Linked DNA regions of Mus musculus: region 1 is linked to region 2. The links are chromatin loops, found by intact Hi-C in ENCODE. Cell type or tissue: heart. All regions are shown on one strand. Each heading gives the region's core, and the rest is flanking DNA. Links, peaks and the distances in the headings are about the cores only.

Region 1 (5,376 bases), core at 327-5,326, 51 kb before region 2:
ACTGTCTGAACCACTTACAGTGCCCGTGGAGACCAGAAGAGGGCGCTGCGTGCTCTAATACCAGAGTTAGAGATGGTTGTGAACTATGTGGGTGCTTGGGATAGAACCTGGGTCCTCTGGAAGAGCAGCCAGTGCTTATAAGCACTGAGCCATCTCTCCAGCACCTAGACTACACTCTCAGGTGCCTTTCATCTCTGAAGTCCTATCTATTCTTGCCCAGGGAGGGTACGCTTCTGTGTCCTTCCTTCTCTCTGGAGCCCACCATGCTTCCCACGCTGTGGCTGACAAGCACAGTTGCTCACACTCTACATGCCAAGCTCCTGAAGGGCAAAGCAACCAGCCTCCTTCATTCACCCCACCCAGCAGGTGCCGAGGGCTGGCAGGCTCTAAGTGGTTTCTATGAATGGGTGCGAGTGATGTGCCCACTGTACATGTAAAGATTTCTAAAGTAAATTCATTAAAAAAATCTCTGCAACCTAGTGCCCTGGTTTTCAGCTGTGGGTGTGCACTGGAGTTGAGTCGCCCCAAAGATTCAGAGGGCCTGGGCCTGGTTCCTTCCCAAACCATAGCACTGTACCAGCTGCTATAGGGTTAGGCATCAACGGTAGATCCTTCCCAAACCCTTCAGTTGATTCCTGAATACAACCGAGCCCGAGGAGTGGTCTGGGCATGTGATTCTCAAATGTTAGCGTGCATACAGAACACCTGGGGGGCGTTTAAATGTTATGTGTATGTGTGTGTCTGTGTCTGAAGATGTACATTTACTAGGAGCCAGACCAGCTCCCCTGGAGCTGGAGTTACAGATGTTGTGAGCCACCTGATGTGGATGCTGGAAAGCCAACTCCAGTCCTCCCAAAGACTGTCCACACTTGACCACTGAGCTGTCTTTCCAGGCCCTAAATCTTCTGATTCCGAGACTCTAGGTGAGACAAGATTCTGGAGTCTTTATAGGCTCCCAGACGGTCAAAATGACAATGCTTCCTGTGGCCGAGGAGGCTGTGAGATTCAGGAGAGATAGCAGCATTGGTTCCTGAGGGACAGTGAGGAGAGTTAAAGGGCTAGCCTGGGTTAGAGGTCTTCTAGGTCGTTCGTTTTAGCACCAGCTAGCTCAGTTCCATTTCATCCTTTCCTGAGTGGCTGCTGTGCTTGTACTCGCCCTGACCTGTTGGCAGGCAGCCCAGCCAAGGGGAAATGGGGGGAGGAGAAGCTAGTGATCGACGGGGTCACTGGTTGCTGGGCATTTCTGAGGGCTACCCCTTTCCCCCCTAACTGACTGTAGCATAGGGCTGTACCACTTGCTTTGTCTCCTGGTTCACTGCAAGGCCCTAGACCCATGATCCTAGTAAGGATGGGGGAGGTTTGGAGACCAGATTGCAGAGGGGACAGAGCTCACAGCTTGGGTTCCCTGAACCTTGGGGATTTAGTTATTGTGAAGGGAAGGAAGGGCAAAACAGAACAAAACAAGAAGGGGTGGGGGATGACGACAGAGCTTAGGCAGCGGAGCAGCGGGAATGGCAGCCTTGTCTCCCAGCTGCCCGGAGGCACAGCTCCTTCCCACCCGCAAGCACCACCCGCGGCCTGGGAGGCGCAGCAGTGCGGGCGCGGCGGGCGCACTTACCATGACTGTGGCCGCGGCCGCGGCTGCCTGGGCGGCCACCGCGGCCTGGTTGGCTTGGTGCTGCGCAGCTTTGATTTTGGCCTGCAAGTGTGCAGGAGGGTGAAAATATTTGCATTTCTCCCTCATGCAACGCCCCTTTATGTAATCCATACAAACGGTTACGGTGTTGTCGTTTGTGTCGATCATGGTGCTGTCTGCCGGGTGTGCAAAGCGGCAGTCTGTCTCTCCCCGGGCACAGTTTCCTCGCTGGAACTCCCTGCATACCTGAGATAACGGGAAAGAGCAGAGTGCTGCAGAAGAAAGCCTGGTGGCCACCGCGCCAACGGAGGGGTAGGTCGGGGAGAGGACCAGGTGCAGGTAGAGGAGGAGGAGGAGGAGGAGGAGGAGGAGGAGGAGGAGGAGGAGGAGGAGGAGGAGGAGGAGGAGGAGGAGGAGGAGGAGGAGTTGGAGGAGATGATTTCCCTTCATGGTGTCTTTAGGTTCAGAGGGTAAAACTGTAATGATCTAGAACCCAAGTTACCCAAATTGCTAAAGAGTTAATTTGGGTTTTGTTTTGCCCACTTTTCTAGGGTGGATATCAAAATTGAGAAATTAATCTGAAATCTGTTCTTTACCTAAAACGGCAAAGGAAAAATAATTGAACAAAGACACCACTGTTCTTGCAAAGTTAGCGTATTTGTTTCCATTACCTACTTACGTCTTTGAACGCCTGTGTGGAAACAGTTATACAACCTGTGCATATATCTACCTATTATACAGCATGCACATCTGTATGTGTGTGTGTGTGTGTCTGTGTGTCTGTGTGTCTGTGTGTCTGTCTCTCTATCTGCCTGTCAATCAATCAATCAATCAATCATCTATTTGCTATCATCCCACCCTCCTTTTTACTATGCTTACGTGACCAGAGTTATATAATTCACATATACTTTCTTTTTATTTATTTTTCCTTCTCTTCCCTCCCTTCCTTCCCCTTTTCTTCCCTTCAAGTTCTCTCTAGTCACTCTATCTATGTCTTACAATGCTTCTGTGCTGGTTACATCTCTCTCTCATTCTCTATCTCTCTGTCTCTCTCTCTCTGTCTTTCTCTCTCTCTCTCTCTCTCTCTCTCTCGCAGTTGGTACCCCCTACTACGATAGTATCTTTGGGGTGCTATCTGTTCCTGGTACAAAAGGATGGTTAGCCTGTATACCAAGCTATCACAGTATATAGACAGTTCTGGGGAAATGACCCATCTGTTCACCTCTCTGAGGATGAGAGCAAAGCTCCTGACTGTGAAGTTTCCTCCCTCCCCACCCCACATCCTACAAAGGTATCACAGGTAAAACCACCAATCGCAGGAACTAGCACTTTCAGCATCAAGACTTTCATTTTAAACTCACTGTAGTATTTTTTGCTCACTCCCAAAGAAGAAGAAAGGAGAGAAAGACAGAGAAATAGAGCAAGAAGAAAAATGAAAACAAACAGAACAGAGAAGTTAGAACTGCTGGTCTCAAACAATTGAACTTCTCTATCCTCTGAACCCTATAGTGAGAGCCAAGAGTTCACTATACAGATGCACTCTGTGGACATCGAGTACTCTTCATTCTAGATGGTATGAAGTAAGAAAAGCCTCTGCATATTACTTATGTAATTCATCCTTGCTATAAATACCAGCAGGAAAGAGCCCAGAAAATTGTGAAGTAGCCTCTTCTGGGCTCCGGTCCCATAGCCAGGAAACGTAAGCATTGGTTTGTTTCCTGGTCACCAGTGATGTTGCTGAAGGGACAGAGATAAGAAGCTCAAGTCTGTACAAGGCAGTCATTTCTGAGGATTTCACTGACCTGTGGCCAAGCCAGGTTGACAGGTAAGTATTGATTGAATCTCAAGAGTCGTTCCCAATTTCTTCCTGTTTGGGTACTGGCCAACGTCTCACCATGAGTTACAAACATTTCTAAACTAAAATCTAGTCAGATCTTCACCTAGATTCTGGCTTTGCTCACTCTGTTTTTCAACAGAATCTCATGGAGCCGAGGCCAGCTTCGGAGTAACTATGTAGCAGAGGCTGGCCTCGAACTGCCAATCTCCAGGCCTCTTCCTCCCACGTGCTGGAATACCACATCCAGGGTTATTGAAGCTCTGAGTCCTGCCTATCTGACCTTCACAGGTCTAGCTGGAGCTCACAGATGTTCTGTGTGTCTGTCCTGGTATGTAAAGGACAAAGGCTGATCTGTAAGGTCATCTGCCAGTCTCGGGTGTCTTGTCTACCAATCCTGTAGAAAAGACCTTTAGTTCTCAACCTTTCTCATGTTATTTGGTTTTTGCTGTCATACCCTGAGCACCTAAGCTCCCTCAGCCCCAGCAGGTAGAGGCTAAAACATTTCCCTTCTCAGAACAGATCTCAGTAGCCCTAGGCTAGCCTAAAGTTTCCCAAACAGTAGTGACTCGTTTATTCTCTTCAGCTAAACATCACTGTACTCTGGACAAACTAAGCAAAAAAAAAAAAATGTAGTTTTGAAAATATTTGTTGTTTGACATCCTGAAGTCTAAAACATTCGCCAGGGGCTAAGCAATAAACATTTCTTGCCCCCAAGATATATTTGGTTAGTTTTAAAATTCATGCACACTGGGAGAATAGTCCTTAACAGGTCTGTATTCTAAATATACAGAGATTACCTAACAATCCTAATCAATAGTGGAATTAAAGGAAACTTTTCAGAAATCCACCAGAATCTTTACATAACCACATGAAACGCCCTATCGTGTGTCACAGGGAGTGTGAAGCAAGACTAATAGGAGAACCCTTGGCTCTGACTAAAGAAAAATTTTATTCAACAAAGTCCGGGAGGATTTACCTGATCCAAATGCAAAAGTGTATGTGTAAAAATATATCTATTTAACCCTTTCAAATATTATAAAACATTTGGATTTACTTTAAAGACACCAGATCAGTAACCAAATTGACTCAGGCTACACTTTCTCCTACTTACTAATAAAGCCATTAAGACATGCAACAGCATCCACAGCTGATTCATAGAACTGTTGGGGGCGCTCCCATTTCCCTGGCCTGTTGGGCTTCTGACCATTTCCAGAACTTTCTGGGGTCCACTAAAACTATTTCTACTGTACACAGCACTTAAGACCAACTCTCTGGCTTGCATCCTGATTACTTCCATATTCTACTGGTGGATGTTTATTTAGTGTTTCAAGACAGGCTCTCACTCTGTAGCCCACAGTGAACTTCTCTGAAACCTGGTCTGGCCTTGAACTTGTGGCAGGCTCCTCACACCAGCTCCTTGGCCCTGCTGTTACAAACACAGGCCACCATGTCTAGCTTAATGTTTTATTCTTATACATAGAACCCAAGCAGCTGGCATTTGCTTATATCAAAGTTGTTCTTTGCCTCTAGGATAATCTCCTTTATACAGGGCATCAATTTTATAGCATGGAATTGTGAATACATGAGATTGCAGCAGTGTGTGCGTGAATGTGGCCTTTCTCTGCAAGATGAAATTATTTTACAAGCATCCATCCATTCTCACAGTCAGACACTTCTATCATCAACGCATCTCCAAACACGAACATAATTGAAATACCTCCAGTTTATCAGTCCTGAGAAGTTTCTGAGTTGCAGTTGAGCCCGGGACAGTGACCGGTGGACTTCCGGGAACAATGACCGGTGTAGTGGGTAGAACCTCTGTTGGGACTAACCCAACTCCAGGGGTGACAGGCGCTAAGTAAGGAGCAAAGCTAATAGCCGCATTTGTCCCTATGGTGGGACC
Region 2 (5,376 bases), core at 303-5,302:
TTAATATAATTACTGACTCTCAATATGCAGAGAGTTGTTTTACATATAGGAACTGCTGAATGTATTCCTGAATTAACTTTAATTCAGAATTAACTCATATAGGCTCGCCAGGTCATTAGCACAAGGAAACGAAAAAACTGACTAAACATTAATAGCAACTGTGTTAGAAGCTTCAACATTTCATGAGAAAAATACCACCTTAAGAGTAAAGGCTCGCCGGGCAGTGGTGGCACTTGCCTTTAATCCCAGCACTTGGGAGGCATAGGCAGGTGGATTTCTGAGTTCAAAGCCAGCCTGTTCTACAGAGTGAGTTCCAGGACAGCCAGGACTACACAGAGAAACCCTGTCTCAAAAAAAAAAAAAAAAAAGTAAAGGCTTAAAGAAAAAATTTTTTTTCTTATCACCTAGAATAAGCCAAGAGAATTATAAGAAGACGTCCTACTTGTTCTTTATATAACCAAATTCCATCACCCGCTGGAAGTAACCCTAGTCATACTAAAAGAACTGAAACCTGGCAGGTGGATAGGCTTCATTTTGCAGACTTTGGAATACTGAGGATCAAATGCCACACCACTGATACACACCCAGGCCTGGGCAGAGGGCTTACGGGGCTCCAGGGAGCTGATGTCCACAGTGGGACAGTGATTGACACTGGTTCTGCCTGTTTGTTTGCTTTCAAGACATGGTTTCTTTATGTCATCACCAACATCTTGTCCCCAATGCCTTCTCCAACTTCCCCAGGCCTGCATGATTTCACTCCCTCTTGTCTGCGTATCTTGTTCCCGGGGGCTGGCAAATACTTCCATCCCATGGGGCCATCTCCTTTTCTCAGCACCTGTAAAGCTTCTTTTCAAAGGACATCCACCCCCTCCCCTTCTTCTTCCTTCCCCTCCCCTTCCCCTTCCTCTTTCCCCTCCTGTTCCCCTTCTCTTCTTCCTTCCTCTCACCTTCCCCTTCCTCTTTCCCCTCCCCCTCTTTTTCCTCCCCCTCCCTTTCCCCTTCCTCCTTCCTCTCCTGCTCTTCCTCCTCCCACTCCCCCTCCTCAAGGTCTCAGCCCTGAAAGCAACACATTGAAGGCAGCTCCCTCCCTAGCAATCACTTCTGCATAACACTGTCCCTAAGGATATTATTTCCATTGGAATTCCTTGCTTCTTTTCCATTGCAACAGAAGGTGGGAAACAAGAAACATATTTTTGGAAGGAGAAGAAACCTATATCTGGTTGATTTGTGTGTTGCCCCCCACCCCCCAAGAGAATGACAGCACATGAGGTCAACACACTAATTTCCAATGCCTGGCTGAAGGGCACCCACACTGGACACTCAGTGTTTCATGAATGAATAGGGCCTTTGATACATTATGGTTATTTTCCTTTGTTAAAAAGTAAACCGAGGGACAATAAAAGCTTAAAGAGTTTATTTGGACAAAGAGCAATTCAGTTGCTGGGTGCCCGGGATTGGCTGTGCTTGGGCCCCCTTTTGTTTTAGTGGAGGCACTTAGAAGGAATGGCGAGTGGAGTGCAAGGTTTGCTTATGTTTGCAAATCAAACAAAGCCAAGGTCACAGGGAGGGTGGACTGTGTGTCTGCTCAGCAGCTCTTCTGGCCTGGTGTCTACTTCAACCTGTTCTGATCTTGAGTTGGTGGCTGCCCTGTCATTGTTTCTCCAGAACAACTGCAAACTCTGTGAGAAGCCCCAGCTTTTTGTTCAGGAACCCGATTCAGCTCTTGGCTCTGCTGGGGACTAAATGGTTGCTTGCAGAACACGGAAATGAATACACCTGTCTGAAGTGCTCCAGGAAGTCAAGTTTCTCTGTTCATGGCTTCGCATTCCAGTGAGAACACACTGGTTCGACTGGAATTCCTCACTAAGGATGCTGCTCCCCAGCATTTTCCAGATGTTGCAGCTTCTGTGAAAGGCTGGGTGCCCAACGGGAATGAAAACGGGGCCCCGTGAATTAGCAGAGCCCAATGAAGCCTGCAGATGATTAATTTTAGATTCCAAGCATCTGGGTCAGAGCTGAGTTTCACGGCAGCTGTGGAAACCATCTCTTTGGTATCATTAATGATTTTCCTAAGGGCTGGGAGCGCCTGAAATACGCCTTCATATGAGATTTGAGTCTGAACTGGATGGATATTTAATAACAACTTAACATATATTGCATTCACCATGGGAGAGCTTCCTATTTTTAAAATGATGGTCAATGTATCTTCTGGGTGGGGTGGGATGTGCGCGTGTGTGCATCTGCGGTACAGCGAAGGCCTGAGGTTAACACAAAGTAACATTCCTCAATCACGGTTTGACCTTATTCATTAATTTAACTTATCTGTTTATTTTGAGGTGGGACTTCATAGCCAATCAGTCTAGTGAGCTCATGTCCAAAAATAAATAAGTAATCATATTGAATATTCCCGTTTCCACCACCCCCCGTGTTAGGATTATACATGTTTATCACACCTGACTTTTATACATGGTTGCTGGGAATAACTCAGACCCTCCTTCTGGCTCAGGAAGCACTTCACCCACTGGGCCCTCTTCCCAACGCTGGGTTATTCATGTGACTTAAGCAGCTAATAACGCTCTCAGTCAAAAGCCAGATGCACTATCCTGGTTTTTAAAAGAAATGTCCTGGAAGATGATAATACTTTAAGGGAAAAGAAAACAAGCAGAAAGCTGACGTTCTGGCTTTAAAGAGGCTAAGGCCTTGGAAGCATTTTCTTATCCTTCGCCCGCTGGAGCTATTTCATCCGCTCTAAGGCATAATCCCCAGTGTGGATATTCAGCCTCAGGTTGTGAGAAAAAGGGCTTGTCGGTCACATCACTAAAATTCTAGTCCGTGGGGCAGCATGGCCACCCTAAGTGTGACTACAAAGAGCTAGGCTGACACCTCCTCCCTCCCAGTTTGGGAGGCTTGGGAGTCTGAAAGGTCAGCTCTCAGGGGGTGGAGCTGTCCTCGGAGTATCATGTTGTTCTTGGCCACGACAGTGCTGAAAGAGAGTAATGCAACTATGCTGTAATCTCTGAGCCGGAAGACACTGAATCCATCCAAGTGGAAAGAATATGCTAGTTAGCAGTAGTAGGGTCAGTTCATGAGGAAACTGCAGAACAGGTGAAGTTCATCGGTGACGTAGCCCCTGCAGAGCGAGCCTGGTCTCTATAGCTCCAGGACTGTGTCCCTTGGCATGGTATACATACACTTGGCATTGTCTGACAGCTGCCTTAGGTTTCTTGGGCCTTTGTTCCAGTATGCAGGGACAAACACATCCCAGGTTTCAGGGTCTCTGTAGTAAAAGTAGGGGAAGAAGGGGCGCCTCCCATTCTAAAATGGAAATTGACTGGTTTGATGGGTCCAACTGACATTATTTATAAACAGGATACTTCCCGGGGATGTCTAAAGTTCTCTCTCTCAGGGAACAGGAGCTTTATTAGTGATTTTTTTTTCCTTTTTTAAGTAAGAGGACACTTCCAGCATGTGTGACACATGACGAGAGCTTATGGTGTAGACATCTCATGGCTGGCTGAATAGAAGAGCAGATCTTTGCCTTTGAATTCACGGAGCAGCACTCTGTAATAAGAGCTGGGCATGGCTTCTGCCCCGGCAGGGCACCATGGAGAAAAAGCAACATCGTTTAAAGATAATGACTCCATGGAAGAAAAGAGAAGTATGGTAATCGGGAAAACAAGAAAAGAAAAAAAAAAACCTCAGAAATAAAATAATAATAATAATAATAATAATAATAATAACTTTTGAATTGAATGAATTTAACTTCATAGGAAAAACATAGGTCAATGCTCTAGTTTTAGAATGACTGGTGAAAAAGAAAAAACAAAACAAAACATGATTGTGATTAACGCCAGCCTCAGTCTGTAACAAGTTTGGATAACTGTACAGATGCCCCAAGGTGACCCAAAATAAAACACTCACTGCCCCTCCCCCCGCCCGTGCACATGTGCATGTGCGTGTGTCACAGGCAATCAAACCTTGAAAATCACATATGCTGTTCAAGCATGCCACCTCTGGGCCGCAAACCCAGCCTGCTCCTTCCATTTTAGTAGCTTTTAAATGACACTTGAGTTGAGTCTCCATGTATCCTTCCTGCCGGAACAGCTACAATCACTGAGCACGACGTACAAGTGTCTTTTGGGATGTAAATCAAAGGACCATCTTTGTGCGGAGCCTTTACTGCTCATATTTATAATGGATTATGGGGAACTTGGAAAACAGGTAGCCAGAAAGGTTGTATGGATTTTATCAGAATAGTTCTACGTTTAAAACTTGGGGATATATTTCTTTATGTCCTTCTGCAGGCAACAGCTGCCAGTTGTTGGGACAGAAGAAAAGAGTTCCTACCTCGTGGCTCCTCCTTCTCCCGGAGAAAAACGGGTAACCGACAAACAGGAAGCACCACTTAAGGATGAGTTCTGTGTTAGTGTGGATAGGGCTGTGATATTCAAGTTCATGCCAGACTCCAGTGAAGAACCAGGCTACAGTTACCTGGATGAAGACCATCCCAGGGGAAAAGAAGAGCTAACTTAAAGGTCTTGCAGAGACCTCTGTAATCACCCGTGTGATTGCAGAGTCAACTGGGCCAGATATACAGCTGAGTCCAGGTTACAGTGGGTTTCAAGGGGCTTCAGACTTCACGGATGACGCAGGAGACGGTTGAAAACAGGCATGAGCGCTATGACTTTACACTTGTTACTGTAAACGTGTATGGGGGGCAGAAGGGAGTCCTCCCACCGCAATTATAAATACACACTAAAAAAAGACAAGAACAGGTCTTGCAGTAGAGCAGACATGGAAGTTTCTGTCTTAGTGTTCTAATGCTGTGAAGAGATGCCGGGAGCTGAGAGTTCTACACCTGGATCTGAAGGCAGCAGGAAGAGAGAAGACACTGGGCCTGGCTTGGGCCCTTGGAACCTTAAAGCCAGTGATACACTTCCTCCAACAAGGCCACACCCACTCCGACAAGGACCCACTTCCTAACGGTACCACTCCCCGATGACTACATATTCGAATCTATGTTCCTATGGGGGAGGGGGGGGTCACTCTTAAGAACAGATTCAAGTTGGGCTTACATTAAGGTCCTTAATTAATCAACTGAATGAATGATATCGTCTGTTGAGAAGGAGAATACTTGGTGGCAACAGACACACGAATGGGGCTGAGGACACAGCTCAGTGATGGAGTACTGGCTCAGCATGTGTTCAATCCCCACTACCACAAAATAAAAAAGCATGGGAAACAAGGATGTGGAAGGAGACAGTGATGCCGAGTCACTCAGCTATCTATGTGGAGAGGCAGGTAAGCAGTGGACTCCCGGAGTTGAGGTAGGAATTAATTCTAAAGGTAGGATGGAAGAAGTGCTCAGCAAGTCTC

The links. Peaks named below come from ENCODE experiments on the same cell type or tissue, not always from the same donor. Only the 100,000 strongest peaks of a DNase experiment are listed, where the experiment ranks them.
Region 1: it touches region 2 in a loop (4-fold over the local background); 7 of 42 quality-filtered maps call a loop at or near these places.

The regions. Positions count from the first base shown.
Region 1 is chr14:120,385,406-120,390,781 of GRCm38, reverse strand. Mbnl2 (muscleblind like splicing factor 2) reads right to left here. Exons shown (of 8, transcript NM_207515.2): 4 at 5,191-5,376; 5 at 1,619-1,882. It overlaps Gm26679 (a long non-coding RNA gene), which reads left to right and starts at 1,882. Exons shown (of 3, transcript XR_003951152.1): 1 at 1,882-1,948. LOC115486414 (a long non-coding RNA gene) reads left to right here and starts at 2,039. Exons shown (of 2, transcript XR_383782.4): 1 at 2,039-3,461. In heart, for the core only: no CTCF peak of the experiment used is centred there; DNase peaks (open chromatin) are centred at 351, 1,181, 1,871 and 3,331; H3K4me3 peaks cover 794 bases; H3K27ac peaks cover 1,224 bases.
Region 2 is chr14:120,334,215-120,339,590 of GRCm38, reverse strand. All of the region lies in intron 2 of Mbnl2 (muscleblind like splicing factor 2), which reads right to left. Among named protein-coding and RNA genes, the nearest start is that of Gm52122, 17 kb to the right of the region's middle. In heart, for the core only: no CTCF peak of the experiment used is centred there; DNase peaks (open chromatin) are centred at 1,810, 2,550 and 2,960; H3K27ac peaks cover 1,849 bases.